Linked DNA regions of Mus musculus: region 1 is linked to region 2. A link is a loop called in an ENCODE intact Hi-C map of the cell type or tissue named here. Cell type or tissue: gastrocnemius. All regions are shown on one strand. Links, peaks and the distances in the headings refer to the core of each region. The heading gives the core; the rest is flanking DNA.

What was found. A loop is a pair of places that touch in the nucleus more often than their neighbours do. Peaks named below come from ENCODE experiments on the same cell type or tissue, not always from the same donor. Only the 100,000 strongest peaks of a DNase experiment are listed, where the experiment ranks them.
Region 1: a loop joins it to region 2, with 6 times the contacts of the local background. A loop is called at or near these places in 8 of 42 quality-filtered maps.

What each region holds. Positions count from the first base shown.
Region 1 is chr2:155,808,951-155,814,322 of GRCm38, reverse strand. Mmp24 (matrix metallopeptidase 24) reads right to left here. Exons shown (of 9, transcript NM_010808.4): 6 at 3,837-4,051; 7 at 1,968-2,106; 8 at 161-427. Among named protein-coding and RNA genes, the nearest start is that of BC029722, 7.6 kb to the left of the region's middle. In gastrocnemius, for the core only: a CTCF peak has its summit at 2,407 (motif pointing right); DNase peaks (open chromatin) are centred at 2,112, 2,414 and 3,977.
Region 2 is chr2:155,689,860-155,695,231 of GRCm38, reverse strand. Trpc4ap (transient receptor potential cation channel, subfamily C, member 4 associated protein) reads left to right here and starts at 2,848. Exons shown (of 19, transcript NM_001163452.1): 1 at 2,848-3,093. The coding sequence starts at 2,926. In gastrocnemius, for the core only: a CTCF peak has its summit at 2,837; a DNase peak (open chromatin) is centred at 2,862; H3K4me3 peaks cover 2,235 bases; H3K27ac peaks cover 1,445 bases.

The sequences.
Region 1 (5,372 bases), core at 145-5,144, 120 kb before region 2:
ACTGCAAGTTAATTTACTATGTGAACATGGTCCATTTGGGGCCATTTGTCGGCTATCAAATTACATCACTCCAATTGGGATACTCCAGAGAAGATGCCTGGCCCTTGAGAACCACATAAGATTAACTCCCCATTCCCACCTCAGCTTGGCCCTTACATACATCCTTCCTTGCTGATGAAGGCCCCTTGCGGAGCCTGCGGGATGCCCTTCCACACGGTGATGGGCTTGGGGTAGCCAGGGTCTGTGGCTCGCCGCTCCTCGCTGTAGCGCCAGTATCGTTCGCCTTTGAAGAAGTAGGTTTTGCCCACAGGTTCCCAGCGCAGAGCTGTGTCAATTCCTTCACGGGGCAGGCAGCTTCCCAGCTCCCCCAAGCTGTGGGGGTACCCAGGTTCCACCGTCACTTCTTTGAAAACCCAGTACTTGTCTCCTGCAGAGAAGAGAACACAGAATCAGCCTCCGTGAGCCGCTCAGGGCTGGCACAGTGCTCCCACTTGCCCATCTTCATTCATGAAGCCGGAATGTGAGTTTTAGCCCCTGGCCCAGCAGACCTGTGGAGCAAAAGCCAATCGTAGCTTTTGGGCAATGTGCACCATACTACATAGGTTCTCTGTCCCACCATCTTGGTTTTGATGTCACTTTTGTTTTTTGTTTGTTTGTTTGTTTGTTTTTCGAGACAAGGTTTCTCTGTGTAGCCCTGGCTATCCTGGAACTCACTTTGTAGACCAGGTTGGCCTTGAACTCAGAAATCCGCCTGCCTCTGCCTCCCAAGTGCTGGGATTAAAGGCGTGCGCCACCACTGCCCGGCTTGATGTCCCTTTTGAGACAACATCTTTTTTTTTTTTTTAATCCCTGGCTAGCTTGGAATTCATTATGGAGAGCAGATTTGTCTCAGCCATTCTGCGATCCTCCCACCTCTGCCTTCCAAGGGCTGGGATTACAGGTGTAGCTTGTCTTGACCCTCTTTTGTTTTTTGGTGATCTTAGCCACTCCTATGACATCGCATGCTACTGCTCCCCACAGCTGGGGTCAGGTGGAGCAGTCCCAGTGGAAGCCCCTGTAGGTGAGCAGTCTCAGGATGGAGGAAGCTGCAGTTACTTAGGGTTTTTGGTTTGTTTGTTTGTTTTTGTTTTTTTTGAGACAGGGTCTCTCTGTGTAGCCCTGGCTGTCCTGGAACTCACTCTGTAGACCAGGCTGGCCTCAAACTCAGAAATCCGCCTGCCTCTGCCTCCCAAGTGCTGGGATTAAAGGCGTGCACCACCACTGCCCAGCGAGTTACTTAGTTTTTTTGTACACACTGGTCAACTGTTCATAAACATTCACACCTGGACCACAACAAGGCTCTGCCAATTCAAAGCCTGACCCATAGGCAGAAAGTCACCAATTTCCCATGCATCCAAGTTCCTCTGTCCTTGACGTGGCTGGCTCATGTCAACACTGCACAGCACTCGGGACTTAATGCACTCTCCACACATCAACTCACGGCTGTCTCAGATCCTCACACTCCTTCATCTGCTATACCCTCTCCTAACTCTGATGGTACAGCCCCACCCCCTTATATCCTGTGCCTTCCCAAGATCCCCGGCTGCTCAACATTAGGTTAAGTCAAGGTTACCAATATGAAACAACTCAGAACAGAGCTAGCCCAGGCTAGGCATGTTAGCTTGCTTCCCCCTCTTTCCCCTTTCCTCTATCCTGTTGGTGTGCTTGCGCTCTTACAGAACTGAGAGAATGACCTCTAGTGAAGTATGGGTGGCCTTCCTTGTCTTGCCCTGGACTTTGTATGGATGGAATTTTTCACCCCATCAACTTTGGCCCTTTCTTGACTTCCCAGAGTTTCCTTTCTGCAGAAACCTGACCCTTCAGAAGTCATTGTCAGCCCATGCAGGGCATCTGTTTCCCACACCACCTCTTCTGGTTTCGATAGGAAAAAGGAAGCCTCAAAAGGGACGTGGAAACGCCCACGTTACCTTTGAAGAAGACGAATCTCCCGTCAGCTCTTTCATAGGCTGCGTCTATGCGGGCGGGCAGGCCCTTCCAGAACTGTTCGATCTGCATGGGGTAGCCTTCCTGCACCCGGTTATTGCGCAGGCGCCAGAACCAGCGATCCTGGGAGGCGGGAGGAATGGGGGAAGTGAAGAGGAGAGAGGCAGGTGGCAGGTTTTTACCTCTGAATTCAGTGATCTCAGCCCCAGGGCCCAGGCCCAACAACCCAACCCCAACCCTGGGGCTCAGACTCACAACCTCCCATAGAGTCTGTCCATCTGTTTCTTCCAACTCTTTAAAGAAGACAGGATGTAACTAACTCTACATCAGCCTCCTGCTGTCCAAGACTATGAGACAAGAGGCAGATGGGTGTGGGAGAGGTGTGGAAAGACTTGAAAGGAGACTGCCATGGCCAGGAGTGACCACGGGAGGGCAGCAGAGAGTTACCAATATCAGTTGGGCTTGGCCCCGGTCTGGTGGGAATCCCAGCATGGTAAAAAAGATGGTAAAACCCACACATGGCCTGTGAACACTTTGTTGAGAGGATCAAAGAGGTACGAGAGCTGCAGTAGGAACATGACTCAGAAGATAGTACAAACCTAGAGTTTTATTAAAAATTCATTTATGTGTATGGGTTTGTGTCTGAGTGTATGAATGAATGTACAAGGCATGTGTGCATGAGCCTGCAGACATCAGAAGAGGGCACTGGGTTCTTTGGAGCTGGCTAGAAGCACTTGTGAGCCCCCATGTGTGTACTGGGAACTGAACCCAGGTCCTCTGCAAGAGCAATAAGCACTCTTAACCCTGAAGGTGGCCATTTTAAAGTGTTTTTACAAATCACTTTCTGGTCCAGTTTTTAAAATACTTTATTCTGACCTGCAAAACTCTGTCAAGTCAGTCTGACATATACAGAGTCTTAAGGAAGGCCAAGGGGCATGCCTAGAGCCAGTCGCTTAGTGAGAGGCAGAAAGGGGCTAGCCTATGTGGCCTGATTCTTAGTGATTGAAGTTTGCTGGGGAGACCTTACGAAGGAAAATGGGGTGGCTCTTCTCTTCCACCCAGTGCCATGGAGACCTGTTTTGCAGCTCCCATTTGATGAAGGGTACTTCCTAGTGTCTGGGGTGTACCAGCAGGCAGCCTCCAGCTCTTCTGTGATGGTGTAGTCCCCCTTTTGCACCCAGCATGGAATGGCTCTGATGGGCCGGCCATTCTAGCTTCAGCATTTCCATTAAGGGGCTGAGTTAGCACCAGGTCTGTGTCTCCTCTGCTTTCCCCCTTGTCTTGACTGGCTTCTCCATCCTTCTGGCCACAGCTGTTGATTCTAAAGCTGTCTCCTTAACCAGAACCCCTCATCCCAACTCTATCTCAGCGTGTTTCCCCAAGGATCTAGCCAGCCCATGGATCACATGACAGGCACAGGACAGGGAACATGATACGGCCTGGCCAGTACCAGCCACTCATGCCCTGGCAGGAGCTGTAGACCCTGCCACCGTGACCAGCCTCCACTCTGCATCTTCTTAGCCTCTAATCTTCACACATCCTGTGCCAGAAGAATGACCCCCCCAAGTGAATAGCTGAGGTCTGAAGAAGAGGGTGACTTGTCCAAAGTCACAGACCCCCATCTCCGGCATTTTCCTGAGCACTGGCTTCTTGGAAGCTGTCAGTTCTCCAGTCTCTCCTTGTCACCTTGTAGAACCAAATTGATTAACCTATCAGCACCAGAAAGAGACTCTGGGTCCCGGCCCCCAGATCAGTTCCTATCCAGGCCCCACAGTACCCCGACTTGGAGCCGGAGCCTGCCCAGCTCTGCGGCGGGGAAAGGGACAGTGGGTAGAGCTGATCGCTCTCCGTACCTTGAACACAAACATCTCCCCTCGGAAGAGGGCCACTGTGTTGAAGTTGCCATCGCAGATGTTGGGTTTGGCACCTGGAGTGGATGGCCGGTCCCCAAGAGGCGGCCGTGGGGGCCTTGGGTGCCGCTCGTGCTTCCTCTCAGATGGCGAGTGGATCCTGCGGACCGGGAGTGTAGGGAGGGGCCTTGTGGGCTCCAGAGGCTCAGCTGGGGGTCCTGGAGAGAGGGGCTGGATCTTAGGGAGGGCCCAGCGTTTCCCTTCTGTCATCTATCATTGCCCCAACACTGCATAGGCAGTTCCGGGTCAGGTCTGTCCCTCTGACTTCCTGTACCTTCTCCCTGACTTCACGCCCCCGTCTCTGAGAACACAAATGGAAACAGCTCTGGATGGATGGGGACCTCCACTCTCCGACCCCAGGTCTGGCATCTTCCTTTTTAAGAAGCTGCCTTTGGGCCAGTGTCCTGCCTTCAGGCCAATGTCCCACACCCTCCTTTGCTGCTCCCCTCCACACAGGCTGGACTCTTAATTTCTAACCACTTCCACTCTTCAGCCAACTTCAAAAGAGCTTCATCTCCATTTTCCACCCGAACCACTTGCCAAGATCACCAATGACCTCTGGATTTTGGAATCCAATAGTTATCAGCTCAAACTCTGTTGATGTAATGACTCATCTCGGGAATCTTGGTAACGCAGGTTGTGACTCAGAGAGCCTGGGGTGTAGCCAGACAGCATGTCTTCAAGGTCTCAGGTGAAGCCCATGTCACCGATCTGAGGCCTGCAAGACCAGGCTGCCTTCAAGCTCAGAGTTTCTGGAAACATCTGCCTTGAACCATGTTCCTTCTTTTCCAGGGTCCTGCAAGGTTTGTCTGTCCTTGGGGGCTTCTCTATTAACCTCTATTGTTAGGGGTGTCCACCCTATTCCAAAGACTTTGTACCCTTGGGGTCTCTTTTCTTCCTTCCCTCTGCAATGCCTCTCAACTTGGGCCACTCACGGGAATCACCCAGGAGACTTTTACACCTCTAGATCTTCAGGAAGCTTCTGAGAGGGACTCACTCAAATCTTTGCGGTGAGGGCTTGGGGTCAGGAGTTTTTATAAGACTCCCAAGATGACTCTTAAGGACAGCCCAGCTGAGAGTCACTGCTCTAACGGGCCCATCCCGGTTCCTGGCTTTAGAGACCCCGAGAGCTGTCCTCTGACATTCTGTGGTGATAAAATGCTCTGTGTGTGTATTGTCAATATTGTTGCCTCTGGCCATACGCACATATGGCTATTGAGCATTTAAAGTGAGTGACTAGTTCTTAGTGGCCAAAGAGCTGAAACTTCAGTGTAAATATTATAAATTTAAATTAATTTTTTCTTTCTTTCTTTCTTTCTTTCTTTCTTTCTTTCTTTCTTTCTTTCTTTCTTTCTTTCTTTCTTTCCTTCCTTCCTTCCTTCTCTCTCCTTCCTTCCTCTCTCTCTTTTTCTCTCCCTTCCTTCCCTCCCTCCCTCTTTTCTTTCTTTCTTTCTTTCTTTCTTTCTTTCTTTCTTTCTT
Region 2 (5,372 bases), core at 172-5,171:
GCTCTTCATACATCCTAAACTAACTTTCCCAGAATGCCGTGCGCTTTCTATGCTTGTTCATGCTGTCTCGCTTAGAATGTTGAGGTCAGTTTTATTAATCTTCCTGTCATGGCTCTGGACTTTATGCTTAAGAAGGCATTTCTCCCCCCAAATCGTAAAAGATGGTCTTCATTCACTGCTGCCTTTTAATGCTTTGTACTTCTAACAGCTCTGTGCACATATAACTTATATTTCAAAACCCACTTATTTTGGATTTTTGTGGGTGTGAATCTATGCCGGTGTACTTCTCTGTCCCTAAACCCAGTTTTAAAACTACACTTTGATTTTGTTACATTTATATTTCTAAGATGAATTTTAGATTTAACTGTAAAGTTAAAGACCTATTTCTTTTGTTTTGTTTTGTTTTGGTTTGGTTTTTGCTTTTTGTCCGTTGGAAAAAAAATCTCCTTTATCACAGGATAAACTTCCTGTTTCTGATTCTTCTCCAACAATCACAAACACACAGGGTTTTATTTGGTTCATTCAGATTTCATGATGGGACAATTGCACTGAAAAATGCAGGTTTTTCTGTTTTCTTTGTTTTGTGTTTTGTTTTTTGTTTTTTGTTTTTGTTTTTGAGACAGGATTACAGATTACTCTGTGTAGCCCTGGCTGTCCTGGAACTCACTCTGTAGACCAGGTTGGCCTCGAACTCAGAGATCAGCCTGCCTCTGCCTCCCAAGTGCTGGGATTAAAGGGTGCGCCACCACTGACCGGCTTTTTTTTTTTTTTAATGCAGTTTTATGGCTTTTATTTTATAAAGTTTTTTCCTTTTTTAAAAAATTATTTCTTTTACTTTTGAGAGTATTATGTAATTATGTCATTTTTCTTCCCTTTCCTCCCTCTAAACCCTCCCTCTTCTTGCTCTCTTTCAATAAAAAAATTTAACTTTAAAAATTACATTTAGGGGCTGGTGAGATGGCTCAGTGGGTAAGAGTACCCGACTGCTCTTCCGAAAGTCAGGAGTTCAAATCCCAGCAACCACATGGTGGCTCACAACCATCCGTAACAAGATCTGACTCCCTCTTCTGGAGTGTCTGAAGACAGCTACAGTGTACTTACATATAATCAATAAATAAATCTTTTAAAAAAAATTACATTTAGGGCTGGCGAGATGGCTCAGCAGGTAAGAGCACTGACTGCTCTTCCAGAGGTCCTGAGTTCAAATCCCAGCAAACACATGGTGGCTCACAACCATCCGTAATAAGATCTGACACCCTCTTCTGGTGTGTCTGAAGACAGCTACAGTGTACTTATGTATAATAATAAATAAATCTTTTTTAAAAAATTACATTTAAGCCGAATAGTGGTAGCACGTTCCTTTAATCCCAGAACTTGGGAGGCAGAGGCAGGCAGATTTCTGAGTTCGAGGCCAGCCTGGTCTACAGAGTGAGTTCTAGGACAGCCAGGGCTACACAGAGAAACCCTGTCTTGAAAAACAAAAACAAAAAAACCCCAAAACAACAAAAAAAATTACATTTAAAGTGTGTGTGTGTGAGAGAGAGAGAGAGGGAGAGGGAGAGGGAGAGGGAGAGGGAGAGGGAGAGGGAGAGGGAGAGGGAGAGGGAGAGGGAGAGGGAGAGGGAGAGGGAGAGAGAGATTGATTAGAGGGCAGTTTGGAGGAATTATTTTCTCCTTTCACCAACATGGGTTCATTGGACCCAACAACTTAGGTCGTCAGTTTTGGCAGCCAGTGCTTCTACCCACTGACTCATCTCTCCTTATCCTATTTTCTTTGTCTTAAACCAGGTCACCAGGCAGTGATCTGCTGGAGCGAGTGGGAGCCACACCTTGCAAGTAGCATGCAGATGTCAGTCACAGTCTAGTTTGCCTTGGCAGCGATCTCAAATGCCTGCTGTTGTTCCACTGCAAGTTACTTATTACATCATTTCACTTTTTAAGGACTTTTGGTTTGGGCAACAAATTATAGCCACCTTAGTTACAAGTAGCAAACTTCATGGCATCCTAATTTGGCACACTCAACTTATTTTTGTTACAAGATAGCCTCCTAGAAGAGAAAGTGGGGAGAGTCAGCACCACCCTGCTTCCGAGGTTTGTCGGAGCCAGTGAATTCAGTTCTACTTGCGGGGAAAATGAGGGCAATATTCTATTTGATAGGGGATACAGTTTGCCAAATAAATAACTACATTTGTTTGTGTGGATTAGCTGTGGTCCCCTGAAACCCTCGTCCCCTAACAGGGCCCTCTGCTGTTCTGCTTATCACCTCGCCCTCCACCTCACCTATATATTCAGTATGAGGAGTACAGCTGGTGCCTTTAGGAACTATTTTTTGACATCTATCTGTAAATGAAATATTTTTCGCCATTTTCTTCGAATAAGCAATAGCATTGATGGTCCTTTACGTCTCATTTACATAAAGCACATATTTGTTAATTGTAATAAAAATATTAGTTGACTAGTCTGGCTCCCAGGACCTAAATATTGAATGGACTGAGGGCTAGGGGTAATGTGTAGTGACTTGGCTAAAGTCAATTGTAAAAGGAAGGGGACACGTGTCAAGTGTCAACTCTGGCCTAGGGCCTAGAATTTTTCCCTGGACACTGGGCTTGCATCATTTCCAGCTAGCGAAAATTTTGAGAGCTTGTGCACATAGTGACTGGTTTTCCACTTGGAGCAACCTCGAAGAAATGCTGGAGGTATCCCACTCAGCAAACTGGAGGGCCAGGAAGAGCCACATCTCAGCTACCTGCTCCCCCTCGGTAAAGACTACAGTTCCCATAAGGCGTCGGGGCACGCACAGTCCCTGCCACGCGGCTTGCACCTCCGCGTCAGTCCACTAGGGGCGATGTAGAGAGTCCTCCGCCGCCCCGTAGAAATCGACACGGCTCCGGGACCGCTTGCTTCCTGTTTGTCGGACGAGGAGACATGGCGGCAGCGCCCGCAGCGGCTGGAGCTGGGGCCAGCCGGGGGAGGCGGTTGGCAGCTACCGCGGCGGCGTGGGGCGGCTGGGGAGGTCGACCGCGGCCGGGTAACATCCTGCTGCAGCTGCGGCAGGGCCAGCTCACCGGCCGAGGCCTGGTCCGGGCGGTGCAGGTACGAGGCCGGCCCGGAGGGGCGGGGCGGGGCGGGCCAGGCTGGAGCTGGCCAGGGGCCGGGGAAGAGGCCTTTCCAGGCCGCTGCGGACCGTCCAGATCCCCCTTGGCTGGCCGCGGCGCTGTCCTGTGTGCGGTCCGGACGCTGTCAGCCGCGTTGGGACGGAGGGCAGTGGCCAGCTTGGAGGCCTGCGGGTCTGGGCCGAGTGGAGTCGAGCTGCCTGGGGTATTGATGGCGCGTCTAAGCCCTGGGCCGAGTTTCTAGATCCTCATTTCCCTGCGCCACGTCTGCGTGTCTGGAGGACCTTGGCGAGTTGGCTTCATCTTCTACTGGTCTCGTGTTTGCCCCTTGTGAGCAGGACGGGGTCCTCTTCACTGCAGCGCCCCCCCGCCCCCAAACGGTTCCCAAGCTTATGATAAATGTCATCTTCCCAGAGGCCTCAACGTTCCTCCTCCTTTTCTAAAGTAGGCCCCCCGGTTGTTATTCTATCAGATCACCCAATTCGTTTTCTGATGCTCTATTTTCTTTGCCTGTAATTGCATATTTCTTTGTTGTCTGCCCTTTCACGCCTGTATCTCACATTAGGCTGAGCTCCAACGGGTGCAGAAGACTCTTTTACTAGCGTAGGGATACATGCTTTGGGGGAAGAACTTTAGTTCAAAGCCCTATTCTCTTTCTCCCTCGGGCAAGTTACCTTTCAGGGCCGTTGTTTACTCATTTAATTCACCCTTTAAGGCTATTGTCAAATTCAGAGGAGATAGATGTGTCAAGTGTTAGTGTATTTCAGGTGCATATAAGGGCTGAAGGGTAATCAGTTATTGTTCTGTTTAGTGTCTAGCTTATTAAGTGTAATGATTGATGTCCTATACATGTGGTGGTGTAGGGTGTGTGTCTGTGTGTTGCGGGGGAGGGGGGTGTATAGGGCACAACCTTAGAATAAATAGATGAGGATAGGTGACTCCTCTCACTTTTTCTTCTTTCTCCCAGGTGATCCCAGAACTTACTTTGAAAACATTAGCTTAATTTCAAGATAGCTTTGTATATAGTTTTGAGGACTACATAAGGAACCAAACAGTGTTGATGGGAGAGGGACGGGCAGGAATTAGGTGAGTGGATGAGAGAATGGGTGTGAGATTTTTCTATACACCGCTACATATTTAAAGTTAATTTTGATCCATTTGAATATTACTGAAAGAACTGAACAGATCAAGGTGAAATGGTCGCAGGTGAAGGGGCGGCTGAATTTCCCTATAGAAACTGTAGATGAGCAGTCTTTTCTTCATTGCATTCCTCTGCATTTGCCTTAAGAAGAGGTGAGAAATACTTGCTCTGTCCTTGAAGCCAGAATACCTCACTGAGCGAGTGTGTCAGGACAGGCAGAGAGAGGAATGGCTAACCTTTAATGATCACATAGTTTTGGATCAGTCAATGTGCATGCAGGCTGTTGACTTTTTTTGAAAGTGAGTTTACTTTTGAGACAGGCTCTCCCTGTGTAGATTTGACTGGCCTTGAAACTCATATAGATGAGGCTGGCCTTGAACTTGTGGACGTCCTCCTACCACTGCCCTCTTAGTGCTGGGACTACAGGTGCCTTCTACCAAACCCAGAAATCTTCAATAGCTTGAGCCATATGTTGAATTCATCTCTCTCTCTCTCTTTCTCTCTTGCTCTCTTTTGGTTTTTTGAGGCAGGATTTTTCTCTGTAGACCAGGCTGGTCTCGAACTCATAAATCCACGTGCCTCTGCTTCCCAAGTGCTGGGATCAAAGGTGTGCGCTACCACTGCGCGGCCTTGAGTTCCAACTTTTAACACAGATAAGGAAACGGAGGTTTAGAAAGGTTGGGCGGTATGATTCCTAACATCCCTCCAGGTGATCACGAAGAACAGTGAACCCGAGACGTTCTTTAACACGCTGAAGGAGGCAATTTAGGAGAAGAATTTGCTTTCAAAGCTGAAATGTAGGAATGCTAGGGAACTAGATTAAAAGGTTACTAAAATATTCTTGGAGCCTGTTTTGGCTGCTCATTGTGGTTACCATTATTATTACTCTGTCAATCCCCAAAGTTTGTTTTGATTGCTTACCTTCTTAGCCTATTATTATAAATAATAATGATAATAATAATAAATAATAATTGCATATTTCTTTGGTAGTTTTATAAAGGTGTGGGAGCTATTTCAGATGTTGGATTAGAGCGCCCGTCTCCCAAATAGTAGTGATAATGATGCAGGGACCTTCACATCTTATAGTTAGTTCCCTTTCTTAGTAGAGTTCTTCAGGG